2 separate regions of the Homo sapiens genome follow, and region 1 is linked to region 2. The links are chromatin loops, found by intact Hi-C in ENCODE. Cell type or tissue: Caco-2. All regions are shown on one strand. Each heading gives the region's core, and the rest is flanking DNA. Links, peaks and the distances in the headings are about the cores only. Region 1 holds the start of LOC105372061 (a long non-coding RNA gene). Region 2 overlaps MAPRE2 (microtubule associated protein RP/EB family member 2).

Region 1 (11,515 bases), core at 2,367-10,366, 200 kb before region 2:
TCACTGAGGCCCATCATCTCTCAGTGTGCTGGAGCCACATGGTACTGGTCTGGTGACCCAGGCACAGTATGCAGAAGCCACACTGTAAAAAAAGTTATGGACCCTAAGAAGCTAAAGAAAAAGTCAAATTAAACCAAAGTAAGTAGGAGAAATAAAATAATAAAGACAAAAGCAAAAATCAGTAAAGTAAAAAAGAGACAGTAGAGTAAAATAATTAAACCAAAACCTAGCCTTTGAAAAAATAAATCATGTTGATAAACTTCCACCTTGAATGATCAAAAAAATTAAAGACAGAAGATACAGATTACCAATATCTGAAATAACAAATGGATATCAGTACATATCCTACAGACACTGAAAAGATAGGGGAATATTATGAACAACTTTATACCAATAAATGTGATAAAGAAATAGACAAAATTCTTAAAAGATGAAAATTAACAAAAGGGAGTTCAAAGAAATACATCTTAATAGCCCTATATTCTGTTAAATGAATTACGTTAATTTGTAATAAAAGTCTTACAAACATATTAATAGGCTCAGATGGCTTCATTGTTGAATTCTACAAAATACTTAAGCAAAAAATAATACCAATTCTGCAGAAACTATTTCAGAATTTCTCCAAATCAAAGAGGGCAATTTTTATCCAAATTGATCTATAGAGTCAACACAACCCCAATCAAAATTTCAGTAAGCTTTTAAAAATTAAATTCACATGGTGATTTTAAATCTTATATGAAAATTCAAAGGATATAGAATAGCCAAAACAATTTTGAAGAAGAACATAGTTGGAGCACTTACCCTACCTAATGTCAAGACTTATTATAAAGTTAGTTATTAGGACAGCAACGTAGTAGTGAAGGATAAATTGAACAAAGCAGAAAACCCAGAAATAGACCTGTAGGTATGTGATCAATTGACTTTCAACAAAGGTGCCAACATAATCCAATGGGAAAAATGCTAATCTTTTTGATAAATGGTGCTGAAATAATTAGCTATCCTATGTTAAAAAAAAAACAACCAACATCTTTATATCCTACATAAAAATTACTTCAAAATGGATCATTGTTCTAAATGTAAAGCTAAACCTATATAGCTTCTTTTTTCTTTCTTTTTCTGTTTTTTTTTTTTTTTTTAGACAGTCTCACTCTTGTTGCCCAGTCTGGAGTGCAGTGGTGCACTCTTAGCTCACCGCAACCTCTGCCTCCCGGGTTCAAGTGATTCTCCTGCCTCAGCCTCCCGAGTAGCTGGGACTACAGGTGTGTGCCACCACAGCTGGCTAATTTTGTATTTTTAGTAGAGACGGGGTTTCTCCATGTTGGTTGGGCTGGTCTCGAACTCCTGACCTCTGGTGATCTGCCCATCTCGACCTCCCAACTATATAACTTCTAGAAGAAAAATTGAGAGTTTTTTTCACAACTTTGGAATAGAAAAAGATTCCTAAGGTATAAAAAAAAATGTATTTTTTTTTTGAAAAGTAGTCAGACTTTAAATTTAAAATGTCTGCTCTTGGAAAGATATCACTAATAATATCATTTAAAAAGCCAAGGACTGGAAGAAAATGTGCATAATACTTATATGTGACAAAGAGCTTGAATCTGGAATATGTGAAGACTTGCAACTCAGGAAGATGAAGACAATTTAATCTTAAAATAAGCAAAAGATTTAAATTCACAATACATAAAAGTAGATACACAAATTCCCAAAAGCATATGAGAAATGCTCAATATCACAAGTCATCACTGACACACAAATTAAAACCCCAGTGAGATACCACTGCATACCCATTAGAATGGCTAAAATGTAAAGAAGGCTGATTTATCAAGGGTTGGGAAGAGTATGCAACTGGAACTCTCATACATTGTTGATGGGAATGTAAAAAGTGTAGAGCCATTTTGGAAAACAGTTTGGCAATTTCTCATAAAACTGAATACCACTTACCATTTGACCCTAGGATATAGCAATTCCATTCCTAGGTATTTGCCCAAGCAAAACGAAAACATACATTCACACAAAGGCTTGTAAATGAATATTCATAGCAGCTTATTCTTAACAGCTGAAAACTGAAAACAACCTAAATGTCCATCAACTGGTGAATAAATGTGCAAATTTGGTGTATTCATGACATCACTACTCAATGATAACAAGGCATAACTACCAATATTTGCTTGTAACAACATAGAAGAATCTTGGAAACATAATACTGAGCTAAAAATGGCAGACAAAAAGAGTGCATACTATGCTATTTAAAACTAGAAAAAACAAACCTATGGTGACAGAAAGCAGGTCAGGGATTTCCTATGGCCAGTGGCAGGGTGAGGATGAACTAGAAAGGGGGAGAGGGAACTCTTTGAGGTAGTATAAGTGTTTTTTATCTTGAGCATGGTGATGGTTACACTGGTGTGAAACTTGTCAGAACTTTTTGAAATGGACACTTAAAATGGGTGCATTTTATTACATGTAAATTATGCCTGAATAAATACGATTTAAGAAAAAAAGTGGGGAGGAACATCTTGAAAGGGCTCCTGGGTATGACAAATATTTTGAGCTTGTCTAACCTATCCAACATAAAAATACATGTACCCTAGAACTTAAAGTATAATAAAAAAACATATATTTTAAAAACTCAATAATTTTCACCTGAATATTCTTACAGCAGCCAATGGAAATTTTCTCAATGTTGAGTATGTAAGTAGTTACCAATTTTTTGATGCTAAAATTGTACAAATCTCTGTTCATTTTATTTTTAATTAAATATTTAAGATACAATTCTAATTGTGGAGTTTAAGTTATGGAAAAGTGCTCAAAGCATTTAAAACTAGGATAACATTCTAGAAATGAAAGTTAAAGGATGTAGTATATATATTTTAAAACCTTTAAAACTTCCCATTTACCTTCTAGAATTTGAGAGGTTGAGATTAATTCTCCGTAGTTTCTATCTTTCCATATCTACTGGGTCCTTCCTCCCAATCTATAAAAATATTCATCTTTCTGACACTTGAAAGAAAAAAAACGCTATGCTTCCCACTGAATAAATTGCCCTCTTAGTGCTCTTTCTTTTCACAGTCAAGATTCCTGAAGAGGGTAGCTCATGCTCGTTGCCCTACTTTTCTACTCTTCATTTACTTCTCAACTCATGACAATCTACTGTCTGTCACCAGAATGTGCCTTCACTAAAATCAACAAGACTTTGTTAATTTCTGAACTCAAAGTTAATATTTCCATTAACTTCCTTGACTTCTCTGCAGCATGTGACCCTATTAGTCATTCGCCCCCGTAACTGTCTCCTCTTTTCACTTCCATGGTAACATTTTCTCAGCTTCACCCCCAGCTTCTCTGACCATTCCTCCTTAATCTCCTTGCCAGCTCCTCTACCTCTACCTACCCCTTAAATGTTAGTTTTCCTTAGGGTTCTAACCATTGCCTCTTTTTCTTCTCTTTCTATATCTGTACTTCTCAAACTGAATACACAGAATAAACATAGATAATTTTATCTGAAATTTTTAATTATAATCAGTAGTAATCAAAACATTACTTTTAGATTAGAATAAATAAGGATGTAGCATAGGAAAGAATGCAAAATTTGCATGGAGAAACAGGGAAGACACCCTAAGTGCTCGCTGTCACTCATTACATCCTATCACCCAAGAAGCTGTGACAAAGTCAGCTCCTTAAAATTTCTCAAATGTTTCTTTTCTTCTCCGCTTGCTTTAGTCTATGTCTTTGTCATTTTTTACCTAAACTACTGCAGTAACCTCCTACCTTGTGCCTCATTTGCCAGTTTAGCCCTCCCATCATCTTTCACACTTTAGCCAGAGGTTCTTTTATTGAAACATATAACTGTGCTGCCTGAAAACCTCAGGTGGCGCCCTAGCTCTTAGAGACTGAAGTCCAAACTCCTAAAGGTGTGATCTGGTCACTCACCATTCCACCTTCTTTCCTTCATTCATTTGGCAGCATATTTCCTCCAAGTAGCCACACAGTGGGAGAGCTGTGAAGATACATTGTCTTCTCTGCCTGCGTGGAGAACGTGTGGATCAGGGTGGCTCACGTCCTCCTCCCTCTCCCGGCGCCCATTTCTGCAGGAGAATGGTTACCTAACATCATATCCCAGTTGAAAAACTGAAGTCCAACAGAAAAGGGGACTCACAAAGATTTTTACCTAAAAGCATGAAGATGAAAGGGAGCTTAAAGTCCATCAAGTCCGAACTCTACATTCTATAGCCAAGGAACAAGAGACCCAGTAGAGGCAAGAGGCTTGTCCAAAGTGAGACAAGATTCCAAGAATAGGAAAATTTCCCAAGCAAAATTATTGCTCTCATTTTTCCAAAGGGGGAAGAAAAGCATTTGTATAAAAGTGTGTGTTAAAGTTCCTTCAAAAAGGCAAACAAGTCAAGTTTGACATAATTTATATCTGTCTACGCAAAATGAAGTAGCTGTCTGAATACTTTGTGCCAAAAATAGATTTGGCCTAAGTGTCCAGGTAATTAGAGCTTGGTAAAATGTTTTTGCTTGAATCATCTAAATCATTGCCCTAGTTCTTTGCTTTACTTTAGAACGTGGACACCATTGCAAGGTGCAAACTTAAAATGCTGTACCTTTTAGACAGATACCTCAATCTTTAGAGCTTATTAACATTTATATTTCAATATTAAGTCTCCAGAGCCTAATCTGGTAGCAGATGGAGGCCAAGATGTCTAAGAAAGGGAACATATTAAAAAGTTACAGACCCATCAGCAAACTAAACCTAGAAAAACTTCTATAAAATCTATGACTTGACTATGAACAGCAATTCTAACTTGCTGAACTAATAGCTCCCAGTCAGCTAACTTGCCTGCTCTTATTATCTTAACACATCAGGAAAGTTTCCAAAATTGCCATGCAGGTCATCTATTCATTCTGTCATACATAGCAAAGAACAGTATGCCTATACAGAAAATACCTCATTCATCTTCCATCTGTCCCCTACCCAAACATCCAGGACAGATTATATTCTCTTTTATTTTTCATATCATTTAAGAAAAGGTCTAGTGCATTTTAAATAGTCAAGAGCAGCATTCCTTCATCTCTGGGATGGTGGGGATGCTCTGCTTCTAACCTTTTAGTTCAGTGCTGCATAATATAATAATAAAGATCATAAATGTTTAGTGTCTCTTCATCTGAAAGTAAATGCCTTGAGGGCTTTTATTCATTTTTATTTTATTTCTGAAACATTTCAAGCTTACATACCAGAATAGAAGAAATAAAAATAGACTTCCATGTCCCTACTACCAAGATTGAACATGTTATTTCTGTGATATTTGCTTTAACCTCCATCCTCCATCCATCTAAGCCTTTCTCTCTCACTTTTTTCCTTCTTCCACAGAAGTAGACTGCCATTATGTTTATGAGTCCTATGAACAAGGAGAAGGGGCAAGATGGGCAGCAGCAGAAGGAGGAGGAGAATGAAAAGGAAGAGAAGGAGCAAAAGAAGGAAGAAGGGAGGAGAGAGAAGAGCAAGAGGAGGTGTTAAGTATTTTCCAGATTTTTTACAATGAGCATATACTATATTACTCTTATAATAAGAAAAAAATATTTAAAATAAAAATTAAAACTACAATATTATCTTCTTATTTCAAGGAGTGCAGATAGAAAATATTCCTGAAAGATCATTGTCTATCGCAATTTAGGAAAATATGGGTAGACAGACCTGGTTCATGCTACATGAGCAGGCAGTGTAGAGTCAGGGCTGCTCCCACCACTATGAATGTGTTCCACCCCTCCAGTGGGTGATGGATGAGGCCAGCACTCTCCCTCCATTCACTCAACGTCCAGGTGAAGGAACTCCTGATGTCACTGTTGTTACAAAGCACACAGTCTACACCAACATTACATTGCTAAAATGTGTTACAGGCCATCGTTCCTTTAGATCAGGAAAGTAGGAGGCCATTAGCAACCTTGGTGAAAGTAGTTTCAAAAATTAGTTGAGAGGAAAGATAGTCTGTTCAACAAATGGTGTCAGAACATTGGACAATCATAGGAAAAAACCTTGACCTAAACTTCATGTAGGAAAAAAAAAACCTCATGACTTGGAGTTAGGCAAAGAGTTATTAGACATGACATGGAAGACATGATCCCTAAGAGAAAAAAATCAATGAATTGAACTTTAACAAAATTAAAAACTGTAACTCTGAGAGCAATCCTGTTAAGAGGATAAAAAGACAAGCCACGAAAGGGAGAAAATATTTGCAAATCATATAACTTATATGGAACTTTATCCAAAACATGTCAAGAATTCTAAACTCAGAATTAAAAAAAAAACCACAGCAATCCAATTTGAAAGTGGACAAAAGATTTGAACAGTATATGAATGGCAAATGAGCATCCTCAGTATCTTTAGCCATCAGGGAAATGTAAAGTAAAGCTACAAGGAGATACCAGTGCATACCTGTGAGAATGGTTAATAAAAAAATGCTGATAATACCAAGTTTGGGGAGGATACAGAGCAAATCTGTACTATTTTTACTGCTTTTTATATGAGGCTTAAATGATTTCAAAATATAGCTGGGCTTGGTGGCTCATGCTTGTACCCAGCACTTTGGGAGGCCGAGGCAGGTGGATCATTTGAGTTCAAGACCAGTCTGGCCAACATGGTGAAACCCGGTCTCTACTAAAAATACAAAAATACGAAAATACAAAAAAAAAAAAAAAAAAAGCCAGACGTGGTGGCACATGCCTGTAATCCCATCTACTGATGGAGGCTGAGGCAGGAGAATCACTTGAATCCAGGAGACGGAAGTTGCAGTGAGCTGAAATCACGTCACTGCACTCCAGGTTCCATCTCAAAAAAAAAAAATTGATTTAAAAATAAAACATTATTTTATAAAATGTGGTGAGAATGGGAGCCTGATTGCAGAACTGATCAGGGAAAGGGAGATGAGGAAGCTGAGTCAATGAGTGAAGATCATACTGGAAAATTATCTGATCACTAACCTTATAGCACAGGGCCCTGAGCTGTGGACTCTCTTAGCAGGCAAACCCTGAGGCGGGGCACAGTAGTCAGGCTCAGCATAGCACAGGGTTAAACAGCATGAGCTGCTGGGCTAACTTCTTAGGTTTGATGCTACTTAAAGTTGTACAACCTTAAGACATAACTTTGTGCCTCAGTTTCCTCATTTGAAAACAGGCAAAACAATAGCGTCAAATCTTAAAGGGTCATTTTGAGGATTAAATGGAAAAAATTACATATATAACATTATAAATACTCAATACATTTTAACTTTATTATTATGATGATTCATCTAGATTTTACCTAGAATTAGCAGTTCTCAAAGTATCTCAATTCATTTATTTTATATTCTCTTACTCCCCACTTTCAAAAACTCTTTCTCATTACACCTCAGTTCCTGTTCCTGTCTGTGTCTTCTCTATGTAGAATATTATTCCATGTAATTTATACTTTTTAGTGATTTTTAGTTTTATTCTAAATGTAGATTTTTTCGTTTTTAAATGAAATGATCTAAAACAGATCTTATAAAAATAAATGCAAGCCAGGTGCAGTGGCTTATGCCTGTAATACCAGCACTTTGGGAGGCTGAGGCAGGAGGATCGCTTGAACCCAGGAATTGGAGGTCAGCCTGGGAAACATAGGGAAATACCATCTCTATAAAATATTTTAAAATTACCCAGAAGTCGTGGCACATGCTTGTAGTCCCAGCTACTTGGGAAGCTGAGGCAGGAGAATTGCTTGAGCTTAGAAGGTCGAGGCTGCAGTGAGCTGTGATGTCACTGAACTCCAGACTGGGCAACAGAGTGAGATCTTTTCTCTAAAACATAAAGAAAATAAATATTAAAATAAGTAAAAATAAATGCATATGAAAATATACTTGTTAACAAATTTTATATATATATATATATATCTCTGTGGGCAAATCCATACATAATCATTATAATTAAAAACAGTTATAAATATAATGTATGAAGAAATAATTTACCCAAGATGATTACACTATGAGGAAATAGATTAGATAATTGTGTGCTGACTTTTTCTGTAGAAGGTAAAATTATTTTCTCTGTCCTTCAAAGAGTCACCCTTCTTATTAACAAAAAGCATGCCTTTTTTCCCCCAAAGCCCCACACTCTTAGGCACCTTTATGTATGATTTAAGTTGTCAGCAGATTAATTCAAACTTTTTACCAATAAATTATTCACATTTTTTCCTCCAATAATGACTAATGGAATATGTAGGAAGTGTGAAATATATTCACATTTTGACAGTCATTTTTATCAGAGTACTGAAAGCACATATTCTTAAGCATGTATCACTGGACTACATTAAAATTAGTAGCACATAAAAGAAACAATAGATAATCATTATCTAAATTCCTGAAGTACATAATGATGTGGTTATACCCTTTAATTAACATAATGCTTTACACAGGTAGGTCTTTCATATATGTCTTTTGTTATATACACTGCAGCTAAGTGTTTATGTGATCAACATTAAAAGCCCTGAGTTTACAAAGTGCTGAGTCACACATATTTAAATCTCATGATCTTTAACCAGGGGAAGGCCACATTCCAAATGACAGATGCACTGAAATATACGCAGAATATGAAAAGATGGCATCATATTGCCATAATGTGCTTTTCCTCACACTTTGCCATATTTCTTCATTGCCTGCTTCTCTGAAGCAAAAATAACCAGCTGTTGCAAAACATGGCCTGGTTTTATAAAGTGATCTTTTGTCATTTCCAGGAAGACTGCCCATGATCTCCACTGACCTAAAGCAGGCTACCGTAGAGCTACCAAGTGTGGGAGCTCACCATTCAAACAGGCCATCTTTGGGAAATATAAAGAAAATATTTCAATAAAAGCTTTTATTTTCCTTCAAAAAATGAATTCACTACACTTCAAAGTTTGGAGGTGTACAATCAAGGGGGTGCTACTGGTATCTGGCAGGCAAGTACAGTATGTTAAAGAATATCTATCAGGTTATCTTGCAAATCAGATCTTTTTCCAATCTAAAAAGGTGGTATTGAGCAAATAAAGGGCCTAGATGGAAGAGCCTCATGTTTAAATAAAAGTTTTTCCCAAAAACAGGCTCATTTAAGACAAAATACTTTAAAATATAAATATTTATTGATTCTTATCATCAGTTACTGTTGCCCTACATTTAGGTTTCAATCTGTATTTCTTAAGTTCTTTGATGTTTTCATTGCTATCGCATTTTAGAAGACAGGGCATAAGTACCTGTACTTATTTCAAAATGGTTGGTAGAAGTAAATATTTTAACAATCCAGGAATAAGTCTGAGTACACTGATTACATTGTTTAAGATTGTTCTAAAAGAGAAGTTGAATACTAGTCAGAAAAAAACACCCAAAAAAGTATGGAGAACATATTATTTGTATCCCTAATAGCAGTGTTTCTCAAACTTTAATGTGTTTAGGCATCAAATGGGAATCTTTTTAAAATTCGGATTCTGATTCTGTAGGCCTAGGGTGGAACCTGAGATCCTGCACTTCTAACAAGCTCTCAGGTGGTATTGATGCTGCTGGTCTAAGGACCTCTCTGTGGATAGCAAGGTTTCGTCCCCCTATACCACTGGAAGCTGATCATCAATAGGGAAAATAAAAGAGCAATCTATCTGTAAAAGAGACTCTTTGAAAGGTCTTTTTCACAAACAGTCAATGCACTAGCACTGTCTTCTAGCAATTTCCTTAGACCCAATTCCTTAGACCCAATTTCCTCAGACCCAACTACTTCTGAACTAGTATTTGACACACGATGTGAAAACATGGCAAAGAATTCTATGGAAATAAAAATTAATGATGGCATTTTTCACTTTTTAGCCTGTAAATGTGTTTGTTTGATATGCATTGACTAGAAAAACCTTTTGCATGACAAATACACCTATTTTTTAAAGACGAAATTATAGCAGAAATGAAGTTTAAGCACTGAATGAATCAAGTATCAGTGAAATCCCTTTACTCTTTATTGAGCCAAGGAAATGTAGTGGTTGATTAGATGTTTTTCAAAGGCAGGAAGCAATTTCAGGAATAAACACCATTTGCTTATTTGAAATAAAGGTGTGGAAGTGGCATTGACCCTTGACAGATTTTCCTCTTGTTCGTAGAAAGGAGGGTGTGTTAGCTCTGTTAATTCTATTGTTGATCAACAGTGAGTTTCTCTGAAGTTTCATGAATATCACTAGAACTAGTTATAGAAGTTAAATCTCTATGCTTTAGAAATAAATTTTTATGAACTCTTTGAATTCTCAAAGCGCAGCATCTAAGTATTAAACACAGCTTACATCTAATGCAACACATAAGTCAAAAACACTTTATCAAGGAGAATCTGAATAGAAATGTATCATCTAGTATTTTTGTCTCAGGGGCTCTTTACACTTTATGTGGGTTATATCTATTGATATTTATTATATTAGAAATTAAAACTGAGAAATGTTTTAAGTATATATTTATTTTAAAATAATAATAGGCTGGGCGCAGTGGCTCACGCCTGTAATCCCAGCATTTTGGGAAGCTGAGGCGGGTGGATCACCTGAAGTCAGGAGTTCAAGACCAGCCTGAATGACATGGTGAAACCCCATCTCTACTAAAAATACAAAAATTAGCTGGGCATGGTGGCGGATGCCTCCCAGCTATTTGGGAGGCTGAGGCAGGAGAATCTCTTGAACCTGGGAGGCAGAGGTTGCAGTGAGCTGAGATCGTGCCACTTCATTCAAGCCTGGGCAACAAGAGCAAAAACTCTGTCTCAAAAAAGATAAATAAAAAATAATAATAAATAAAAAATAACAATAGTAAACCCATCACATGTTAAATTAAATAACATATTCCTGTGAAAAATAACGTTTAGCAAAACAAAAATATTTAAACAGTAACCTTGTTTTATAATTTTACAAATCTCCTTAAGGTCTAGATTAATGGACAACACTTGGTTCTCCTAGCTGCTTCTGCATTCAATCTTTTGCAATATGTTATTTTAGTTGATTTTTTTTTTTTTTTGAGACAGAGTCTCGCTCTGTCACCCAGGCTGGAGTGCAGTGGCTGATCTTGGCTCACTGCAAGCTCTGCCTCCTGGGTTCACGCCATTCTCCTGCCTCAGCCTCCCAAGTAGCTGGGACTACAGGCGCCTGCCACCACGCCCAGCTAACTTTTTGTATTTTTAGTAGAGACGGGGTTTCACCGTGTTAGCCAGGATGGTCTCGATCTCCTGACCTCATGATCCGCCCGCCTCAGCCTTCCAAAGTGCTGGGATTACAGGCATGAGCCACCACGCCCGGGCTAGTTGATGTATCTTAAGAAAATTTGGCCTCTCACAGATATACACTTGGAAAGCAAAGGGCTATTTTAAAAGTCCTTTCAGATAATTGTGAATATTCTTCTTTGATGCGCTGATGTTTCTTAAAAGATTAGTCACCACATGGAATCTGAAATCCTATCAATGAACTTTGTTGCTCTGCTACGTTAAAATCCATTGGTCCATCTTGCCCTTTGAATGTACAATATAATTT
Region 2 (11,292 bases), core at 37-8,036:
TTGCATATGCCAGCCACTGCGCTTGGTTCCCATTTTCTTTGCCAAGGTGTATTAGCGGACGGCCCTCTGGCCACCTACCCGAGAGATCGTAGGGTCACATACATCCAACTTCACCACTTGGCTGCTTGAGATTGGTTCTGCTCTTTTCTTCATTTCTTTCCAGAACAACTCTTTCCCACCCCAACACCACTGCCACCACCCCTCTTTTTATCCTGGTGTGAAACAATGGTAATTTGATATATGGTATTTATATTGGCATTTTTCAACCCAGTGTCACTAGATGTCACACACATTTGTGGTGCTTTGATGTTTGCAAGTCTAACCTCTGAACATAAATTTGGTCAAATAATTGGAACAAAGGGAAACAGATACTTGATATGAAAGCCATAATGACGGTGACTTGTGTCGTGGGGGAAAACATAAGGTCATTTTCTCCCTCTACTCACAATACTAAAGGGAAAAAATGGATTCAAAGCTAGGATTTCAGGGCCCAGCAGTGTTCCTCCATCAGCATGTTAGACAACTACACAGTATGTTGTTAGTTTTGAAAGACATTCACTCAAGGAAAACACCATCTCAACTTTGCCCGCTCACCATGTCCCTTGCCCCCATGTAGCCCATTTCCCAGGTTATGCTCTTTTCTTTCTCAGGGTCCTCTTTGGTGGGCAGCCACTCCCCGAGATGTTGCCATCAGTTTTCTGCAGTCCAAAGAGGGTATGGTTAGGTACGGGTCTTCCTGCCTCATTCCTCTTCCTCTTTGTGTAGGTTTCAGCCACAAAACTGTCATTCACTCTAGGGGACCCCTACTAAAGGGTAACTTCAGGTGTGCAGCCCTGAGCTCCAAGGCTCTGCACCATGCCACACACTTGCTGTAAGGCTAGAAGTGAAGACCTTATTAATAGGAGCATAATTGCGAGGGAGAATCATGGTTCTGCAGTCTGGTGTAGACACTGGAATAACAGCACAGAAAAATCTATGACTCCCAATATCTTCTAGAATAAAGAATTTTCCCTCTTTAACACAAGGGCCCTCCTTGTCATTGACCTTAGCTAAACCATGGCAATTCATAAATAGAGGAAACATTAATGAATTAAAAGCATTCCTTATTTTTTAACTAATATTTGTACATTTTCTTAGTCTCTTTCCAAGTCTTTGCCTCTTTTTTTTCTTTATTTTTATTTTTTCCTTTGACAGATGGTATCCCTTCCTGGATCATTCATTTCACCTTGGTTTCTAACTTTAGGTTTACTTTCACTTGTTATTTGACTTAGCAGGTGCAACAAAAACAAGAAACAAATGTGCCCACCCCACTTTCCGCTTAACTGAAAAGCTTAAAATAAATTTCTGAATTATGTATCCTGAAGCTTTGAAATTTCTTTATTAATCGATGAAATATGAATTCTAAATTCTAGCATTGAAGCTTTTCACCAAAAGAAGTCTCTCCAAAATAAATCTTTTGCAGCAAAGTGATATTTATTGAGTTATGTGGAAAAGATGGCTTGTATTTTTCAGATTATTACAACACACTGTGCAGAATTAGACAGATGTTCCGTGGTGTTTGGTTTCCCTTTCTTCTCTCTCCTGCTCACTCTGCATTATAGCAGCAGCTTATTTCTCTAAGGCTGGACAGCCTGGCTCTCGGCAGTGACGTCCTCCCACACCTGGTCACAAGTAGTAGTGGCTGTGCTATACCCAGCATCATGCTTAACAGCGTGTTGCCCTTCTGAGCCTGTTGTACTCACTGATCTCTTTAAAAACAAAAAATAGCTCTTGTAAAAGGTCACAATAACTCTATGCACCTGATACTGCAGTGGTTCCTAGGCCATTCTTCATCTGCTCTGGACATCTCAGTCATACCCAATGCTCAGTGGATCATGACCAAACTCCTGTCATGTGGATGCACGTGAGTGGGTAGCAGGGAGTCAGGATCCTGCCTTCTCCAGCAACCCCTTACTGCTGTATAACTTGCATAAGCCTCCCTGGTGACTCTTGCAGGAACCACTCCATTGCCCTCCAGCTCCCCAGCCTTCTCAGTTATAAACATGCTGGCCAGATCTCTTAGCCTGCAAAGAGAACTTTCCCCAGTCACCATAGACCATTCTCCTTCCTGAAGGCTTGGGGCAGACCATTCGTTTATTTAGAGAAGAGCTATACATTCTTCTTTCTGGTCCCATCTTAAACGTCTTCTGTTGTGCTGCACCCCAGATGGTGTCTCAGATGCTTTGGGGAATCTTTAACAGCTGAATTTGAGTCAGTCCTCTTAGGCTGCACCTCCAGCCTCTGCAGATCCCCCCTCATTTCCCATGGATGGTGGGACCCCATTATTCTCTCATCTCGGCATTCAGGGAACAGTTTCCTTAGCGGCCCCTGGTCACATGTCATCGGGCTGGGCAGGAAGCGTCCCTGATTGCGTGCTCCACTTCTCCCTCTCAGGAAGCCCAGTTTCATCCTTAGTACCCCCCCTCGTGCCCGCTGTCGGCTGGTTATAGCACTTCCACTGCTACTGTCAGATAGGAAGTGATCGAAGCAGGGGGCAAAGAGAAAGCCCATATTTGTTCTAAGCAGAAAAGCAGGAAAAAAAAAAAAAAAAAAGAAAGAAAAACACCTGTTGACCTGAGAGAAGTAAATTCCAGAAGGGAACCAAGAACTCTTCCCTTCCCTGGTGAGTATTTCCATTATTCCGTTAAGGTTTAATATGCATTCAGATTACTTTTACTAAATAGGACACCATAAAGCTTTTGTTATATATTAAATGTAAACTGAAAGGAATGTAAACATATGTATTGTTAATTATAAATATAGATAAGTAATGACATAATAGATGAAAAAGTCTTATTCAGATGTATCACATTCATTTTACATTACCCACCTATTGTCGCATGGTAGAATAGTTTTTTGTCTCTGAATATGTGAATAACTTGACTTGCATTGATCTTTTTACATATTTAATAAAAAAAAAAGTATATGTTAAAATCTGCCTGGAGTTACAGATTCTTAAATTTTTATGCTGAAGCTTCCCTTTTCAGTCAGCATGTGAATAGGAATAGATTTGTGTGGATTTACACATCTACCCACATTTTATTATGATTTCCCCGGGGCGGGGGTTGTCTTTGTTTTTATTGATGGCCAATGTTGTTAACAAGAGTTACAGACTCGTATTTGATATCAAATGTAGCAGCTATAATACCTTTTAAAAACTTTACCAAAAAAAAAAAAAAAAAGACATAAAGAGAAAACATTCCCTTGGGAAACATTCCACCTGCAAGCAAACAGAATCCTAGCTCCTGCAGGTCCAGCATACTCCATCTGGACAAGACAGTGCTGGGCAAATAGGAAACTGTGGGAGAAGCAGGCAGATGTTTCTAAGTACAGCTTTGTGGCAGAATGACCTGCTTGACAAAAACCCTTTGAATAAGTGTTTGTTGACTTTAAACGGCAATGATTTATCGACATGAGCTATAATTGTAATAACAATTTAACAGATACAGGAATAGGTGAAAAGAGAAATGTATTTCAACTGGCCCAGTAATCACCTGTGGAGACTGCAGAGCAGGCCACACTGGGATGCAGACGTTACCCTGGAGCCTGCAGGTTACTGGGCTTCAGCTAATACCCTTTTCACCGTGAAGAGTGCCAGCCTTCCCTACGCTGCTTCCAAGCACCACCTAGAGGCCAGTTTGGTTTCTCTACTGTCCTTTGGCCACTATTTTCCAGTCACTTGCCTTTAGGCACATTTCTATTAAAATAAGTGGGAAAATAACAGAAAGCAAAGATGTTACCCCTCTTCTCCATCTACATTCATTTCCTCCCAAGGTACACCACTTGTGACAGAAGTTTGTGAGCCATTACCTGGGTTTGAAATTTCATGCTCAAAGTACATGTGTGTTTCCCATTTAATCCACGAACTCTGGGGTTTTAAACACTTGATCTTAGACATTTGTGCACAGACAAAAATACATGTGATTCATCTTACAAAATGTACACTGGTGGACTCTAGTAAATCTGTCACTGATGGTTCAAAGGTGGCGAAATAACATGCTTGTTCTATTTTATTAAATCTGACATCATTTCTAAAAATTTGTTGCTTCTGGTACTATGGATAGGCTCAAGTCCAGAGACACCCCTTCTCAAAAAAGTTAATGGAATTCCATTGAATTTGAGTTACAAAATGCCAGTTCTCTAAAACACACACAGACAACTTGGTTTCTGACTTGTTTTATTCCTTTTAACTGCTAGAACACAACTATGATCATTAATTAAGGCTGCTATCACTAGTAATAACTTTTACTGACCCAGTTTCTCAGCACTGAGGCAATGTTGCCAAATAGCACAAATGATGGATAAAAACATCTCCGTGGATGTCTAATAGCTCCTGTCTTGCCAAACTAGGAACTCATAAAAGATGTTTTCCACTCATTAGAGGAATCCTGGCTTTATTTGCCTAAAGGAAAGCAAAGCTGAGGAGAAAATCCATTGATCCCTGGAGGACCCTCACGTGGCATTGGTACTTTGGATCACAAGACTGCCCCACGGGCAGACCCCCCAACTCTGAGCCAGACCCCATGTCTTGTATAGATTACGAGTACACAGAAGGTGCATTTACTGAGGCTGTGCTTCTGTTTTGGGTTTACAAATGTCATCAAAATGGAAGACCCAGCTGAAGTTAATTTGTTGGATGCCTTTTTCTCTCAATTCACTGGAAAAAAAAAATGTTTAACTTTTTAGCTTCCAAGTTTTAATTTCTAAAACAGGTTTCTTGTGGTATTTTGCAACGATTTTATCATCAAGCCTGGTGATAAATTGTTTTTAAAGGGTAATGATGTATTAATGTACCTTTGAATTTACGATTCTCAGTAGGAAACTAACCCAAGACCTAAATGTTTTCTTTTCTAGAGAATAAAAAAGTTAAGTACATGTTTCCTTCTGTGTAGCTAACATCCTTCATATTTTTACACTATGGTATTTCTTTAGGTCTTGAAGGTTATCCATATACAATAAAAAAAAATATGTTTAGTAAAATGGTTTTTGTCAAATCTGAGAGCTTAAATGAAACTTTGGAAATTAAAAAGTAATGAAAAGGTCTCATAAATGTGTTTGGAACTTACTACTAGGATGCTGTCTTCTAATCTGATATATTTATTATGTAGATGAAACATGAACTTCTAACGGAACAGTTTTTCTTCCAGCTTGAAAGATCTTTTAGAAAAAGACCACAGAAAACCAAGCCAAATGTTAGTTTCTTTTAGGCTAAGTTATGTCAAGATAGGCTCAGAGGCCATCCTGTCCTGCAAACAAAGACATTGTCCAGTCACCTGAGCTTTAAAAAAAAAAAAAATGCAGAGAAGGAAAATGTGAATTTTACCCCAGAACTTTTTTTTTTATATTTTACTTTAAGTTCTGGGATACATGTGCAGAATGTGCAGGTTTGTTACATAGGTATACATGTGCCATGGTGGTTTGTTGCACCTGTCAACTCGTCATCTAGATTTTAAGCCCCACATGCATTAGGTATTTGTCCTAATGCTCTCCCTCCCCTTGACCCCCCACTCTGCAACAGGCCCTGGTGTGTGTTGTTCCCCTCCCTGTGTCCATGTGTTCTCATTGTTCAGCTCCCACTTTCGAGTGAGAACATGTGTTTGGTTTTCTGTTCCTGTGTTAGTTTGCTGAGGTTGATGGCTTCCAGCTTCATCCATGGCCCTGCAAAGGACATGATCTCATTCTTTTTTATGACTGCTTAATATTCCATGGTGTATATGTACCACATTTTCTTTATCCATTTTCATTGACGGGCATTTGGGTTGGTTCCATCTCTTTGCTATTGTAAATAGTGCTTCAATAAACATACATGTGCATGTGTCTTTATAGTAGAATGATTTATATTCCTTTGGGTATATACCCAGTAATGGGATTGCTTGGTCAAATGCTATTTTTGGTTCTAGATCCCTAAGGAATCACCACACTATCCTGCTCAATGGTTGAACTAATTTATATTCCCACCAAGAGTGAAAAAGCATTCTCACTTCTCCACAGCCTCGCCAGCATCTATTGTTCCTTGACTTTTTAATAATCACCATTCTGACCGGAGCGAGATGGTATCTCCTTGTGATTTTGATGTGCATTTCTCTAAGGATCAGTGATGATGAGCTTTTTTTCATGTTTTTTGGCCATATAAATGTCTTCTTTTGAGAAGTGTCTGTTCACATCCTTTGCCCACTCTTTTTTTTTTTTTTTTTTTCCTGAGATGGAGTTTCGCTCTTGTTGCCCAGGCTGGAGTGCAATGGCACAGTCTCGGCTCGCTGCAACGTCCGCCTCCCGGGTTCAGGCGATTCTCCTGCCTCAGCCTCCTGAGTAGCTGGGATTATGGGCACGTGCCACCACACCCGGATAATTTTTGTATTTTTAGTAGAGACAGGGTTTTGCCATGTTGGCCAGGCTGCTCTTGAATTCCTGACCTTGGGTGATCTGCCTGCCTCAGCCTCCCAAAGTGCTGGGATTACTTTTTGATGGTTTTTTGTTTTGTTTTGTTTTGTTTTTGTAAATTTAAGTTCCTTGTAGATTCAGATATTAGACCTTTGTCAGATGGGTATATTGCAAAAATTTTCTCCCATTCTGTAGGTTGTCTGTTCACTCTGATGCTAGTTTCTTTTGCTGTACAGAAACTCTTTAGTTTAATTAGATCCCATTTGTCAATTTTGGCTTTTGTTGCAATTGCTTTTGGTGTTTTTGTCATGAAGTCTTCACCCATGCCTATGTCCTGAATGGTATTGCCTAGGTTTTCTTCTAGGGTTTTTATGGTTTAGGGTTTTACATTTAAGTCTTTAATCCATCTTGAGTTAATTTTTGTATAAGGTGTAAGGAAGGGGTTCAATTTCAGTTTTCTGCATATGGCTAGCCAGTTTTTCCAGCACCATTTATTAAATAGGGAATCATTTCCCCATTGCTTGTTTTTGTCAGGTTTGTCAAAGATCAGATGGTTGTAGATGTGTGGTGTTATTTCTGAGGTCTCTGTTCTGTTCCATTGGTCTATATCTCTGTTTTGGTACCAGTACCATGCTGTTTTGGTTACTGCAACCTTGTAGTATAGTTTGAAGTCAGGTAGGGTGATGCCTCCAGCTTTGTTCTTTTTGGTTAGGATTGTGTTGGCTATACAGATCTTTTCTGGTTCCATATGAAATTTAAAGTAGTTTTTTCTAATTCTGTGAAGAATGTCAATGGTAGTTTGATGGGAATAGCATTGAATCTATAAATTACTTTAGCAGTATGGCCATTTTCACGATATTGATTCTTCCTATCCATGAGGATGGAATGTTTTTCCATTTGTTTGTGTCCTCTCTTATTTCCTTGAGCAGTGCTTTGTAGTTCTCCTTGAAGATGTCCTTCATGTCTCTTGTAAACTGTATTCCTAGGTATCTTATTCTCTTTTTAGCATTTGTGAACAGGAGTTCATTCATGATTTGATGCTCTGCTTGTCTATTGTTGGTGTATAGGAATGCTTGTGATTTTTGCACATTGATTTTGTATCCTGAGACTGTGCTGAAGTTGTTTATTAGCTTAAGAAGTTTTGGGGCTGAGACAATGGGTTTTCTAAATATGGAATCATGTCTTCTGCAAACAGAGACAATTTACAATTTGACTTCCTCTCTTCCTATTTGAGTACCCTTTATTTCTTTCTCTTGCCTGATTGCCTTGGCCAGAACTTCCAATATTTTGTTGAATAGGAGTGGTGAGAGAGGGCATCCTTGTCTTGTGCCAGTTTTCAAAGGGAATGCTTCCAGCTTTTGCCCATTCAGTATGATATTGATTATGGGTTTGTCATAAATAGCTTTTATTATTTTGAGATATGTTCCATCAATACATAGATTATTGAGTTTTTGACATGAAGGGATATTGAATTTTATCAAAGGCCTTTTCTGCATCCATTGAGGTAATCATGTGGTTTTTGTCATTGGTTCTGTTTATGTGATGGATTACATTTATTGATTTGCATTATGTTGAACCAGCCTTGCATCCCAGGATTGAAGCTGACTTGATCGTGAGGTTGTAAGCTTTTTGATGTGCTGCTGGATTCCATTTGCCATTATTTTATTGAGGATTTTCACATCAGTGTTCATCAGGGATATTGGCCTGAAGTTTTCTTTTTTTGTTGTGTCTCTGCCAGGTTTTGGTATCAGGATGATGCTGGCCTCATAAAATGAGTTAGGGAGGAGTCCTGTCTTTTCAATTGTTTGGAATAGTTTCAGAAGGAATGGTACCAGCTCCTCTTTGTCCCTCTGGTAGAATTTGGCTGTGAATCCGTCTACTCCTGGGCTTTTTTTGGTTGGTAGGCTATCACTTCCTCAGTTTCAGAACTTGTTATTGATCTATTCAGCAACTTGACTTCTTCCTGGTTTAGTCTTGGGAGGGTGCGTGTGTCCAGGAATTTATCCATTTCTTCTAGATTTTCTAGTTTATTTGCGCAGAGGTGTTTATAGTATTCTCTGTTGGTAGTTTGTATCTCTGTGGGGTCAGTGGTGTGATATCCCCTTTATCATTTTTTATTGTATCTATTTGATTCTTCTCTCTTCCTTATTAGTCTAGCTAGCGGTCTATTTTGTTAATTTTTTCAAAAAACCAGCTCCTGGTTTCATTGATTTTTTGGAGGGTTTTTTGTTGTTGTTGTTTTGTTTTGTTTTTTTTGTCTCTATCTGCTTCAGTTCTGCTCTGATCTTAGTTTTTTTTTTTTTGTCTTCTGTTTTGGATTTGTTTGCTCTTGCTTCCCTAGTTCTTTTAATTGTGATGTTAGAGTGTCGATTTGAGATCTTTCCAGCTTTCTGATGTGGGCATTTAATGCTATAAATTTCCCTCTAAACACTGCTTTAGCTGTGTCCCAGATATTCTGATACGTGGTCTCTTTGTTCTCATGGGTTTCAAGAACTTCTTGATTTCTGCCTTAATTTTGTTATTTACCCAGGAATCATTCAGAAGCAGGTTGTTCAATTTCCATGTAGTTGTGTGGTTTTGAGTGAGTTTCTTAATCCTGAGTTCTAATTTTATTGCACTGTGGTCTGAGAGACTGTTTATTATGATTTTAGTTCTTTTGCATTTGCTGAGAAGTGTTTTACTTCCAATTATATGGTCGATTTCAGAATAAGGGCCATGTGGCACTGAGAAGAATGTACATTCTGTTGATTTGGGGTGGAGAGTTCTATAGATGTCTATTAGGTCCACTTGATCCAGAACTGGGTTCAAGTCCTGAATATCCTTGTTAATTTTCTGTCTTGTTGATCTGTCTAATATTAACAGTGGGGTGTTAAAGTCTCCCACTATTATTGTGAGGGAGTCTAAGTCTCTTTGTAGATCTCTAAGAACTTGTTTTATGAATCTGGGTGCTTCTGAATTGGGTGCATATATATTTAAAATAGCTCTTCTTGTTGCATCGATCCCTTAAATGCCCTTCTTTGTCTCTTTTGATCTCTGTTTGTTTAAAGTCTGTTTTATCAGAGCCTAGGATTGAAACTCCTGCTTTTTTTTTTCTTTTTCTTTTTTTTTTTTTTTGGCTTTCCATTTGCTTGGTAAATTTTCCTCCATCCCTTTATTTTGAGCCTATGTATGTCTTTGCACGTGAGATGGGTCTCCTGAACACAGCACACCAATGGTGCTTGACTCTTTTTCCAATTTGCTAGCCTGTGTCTTTTAACTGGGGCATTTAGCCCATTTACATTTAAGGTTAATATTGTTATGTGTGAATTTGATCCATCATCATAATGCTAGCTGGTTATTTTGCACGCTAGTTGATGCCGTTTCTTCATAGTGTCATTGGTCTTTATATTTCGGTGTGTTTTTGCAGTGGCTGGTACCAGTTTTTCCTTTCCATATTTAGTACTTCCTTCAGGAGCTCCTGCAAGGCAGGCCTGGTGGTGATGAAATCCCTTAGCAATTGCTTGTCTAGAAAGGATTTTATTTCTCCTTTGCTTATTGAAGATTGGTTTGGCTGGATATGAAATTCTGGGTTGAAAATTATTTTCTTTAACATGTTGAATATTGGCCCCCACTCTCTTCTGGCTTGTAGGGTTTCTGCCCAGAGATCCACTGTTAGTCTGATGGGCTTCCCTTTGTAGGTGACCTGACCTTTCTCTCTGGCTGCCCTTAACATTTTTTCCTTCATTTCGACCTTGGAGAATCTGACGATTATGTGTCTTGGGGTTGATCTTCTTGTGGAGTATCTTAGTGCTGTTCTTTGTCTTTCCCGAATTTGAATGTTGGCCTGTCTTGCTAGATTAAGGAAGTTCTCCTGGATAATATCCTGAAGTGTGTTCATTCTATTCTTCCTGTCTCTTTCAGGTACTCCAGTCAATTGTAGGTTTGGTCTTTTAACGTATTCCCCTATTTCTAGGATGCTTTGTTCATTCCTTTTCATTCTTTTTTCTCTAATCTTGTCTGCATGCCTTATTTCAGCAAGGTGGTCTTCAAACTCTGGTATCCTTTCTTCTGCTTGATCGATTCAGCTATTGGTACTTGTGTATGCTTCATGAAGTTCTCATGCTGTGTTTTTCAGCTCCATCAGGTCATTTATGTTTCTCTCTAAACTGGTTATTCTAGTTAGCAGCTCCTGTAATCTTTTATCAAGGTTCTTAGCTTCTTTATATTGGGTTACAACATGCTACTTTAGCTCAGCAGTTTGTTATTACCCACCTTCTGAAGCCTACTTCTGTCAATTGGTCCATCTCATCCTCTGTCCAGTTCTGCACCCTTGCTGGAGAGGTGTTGCGATCATTTGGAGGAGAAGAGGCATTCTGGCTTTTGGAATTTTCAGCATTTTTGCACTGGTTTTTCCTCATCTTCATGGATTTATCTACCTTTGGTCTTTGAGGCTGATGACCTTTGGATGGAGTTTTTGCGTGGGCATCCTTTTTGTTGATGTTGATGTTACTGCTTTCTGTTTGTTTGTTTTTCTTCTAACAGTCAAGCCCCTCTTCTGCAGGTGTGCTGCAGTTTGCTGAAGATCTACTCCAGACCCTGTTCTCCTGGGTATCACCAGTGGAGACTGCAGAACAGCAAAGATTGCTGCCTGCTCCTTCCTCTGGAAGCTTTGTCCCAGAGGGGCACGGGCCTGATGCCAGCCAGAGCTCTCCTGTATGAGGCGTCTGCCGACCCCTGTTGGGAGGTCTCTCCCAGTCAGGAGTCACAGGGGTCAGGAACCCGTTTGAGGAGGCAGTCTGTCTCTTAGCAGAGCTGGTGCGCTGTGTTGAGAGAATCTCCCTTGTCAGGATCAGCTGCTCTCTTCAGAGCCGGCAGGCAGGAAAGGCTAAGTCC

The links. Peaks named below come from ENCODE experiments on the same cell type or tissue, not always from the same donor. Only the 100,000 strongest peaks of a DNase experiment are listed, where the experiment ranks them.
Region 1: a loop joins it to region 2, with 4 times the contacts of the local background. A loop is called at or near these places in 4 of 110 quality-filtered maps.

The regions. Positions count from the first base shown.
Region 1 is chr18:34,939,300-34,950,814 of GRCh38, forward strand. It overlaps LOC105372061 (a long non-coding RNA gene), which reads right to left and starts at 4,068. Exons shown (of 9, transcript XR_007066333.1): 1 at 3,925-4,068. RefSeq lists a silencer at 3,706-4,000. In Caco-2, for the core only: no CTCF peak of the experiment used is centred there; no DNase peak of the experiment used is centred there.
Region 2 is chr18:35,140,498-35,151,789 of GRCh38, forward strand. It overlaps MAPRE2 (microtubule associated protein RP/EB family member 2), which reads left to right. Exons shown (of 7, transcript NM_014268.4): 7 at 1-2,973. Among named protein-coding and RNA genes, the nearest start is that of ZNF397, 95 kb to the right of the region's middle. RefSeq lists an enhancer at 11,292. In Caco-2, for the core only: no CTCF peak of the experiment used is centred there; no DNase peak of the experiment used is centred there.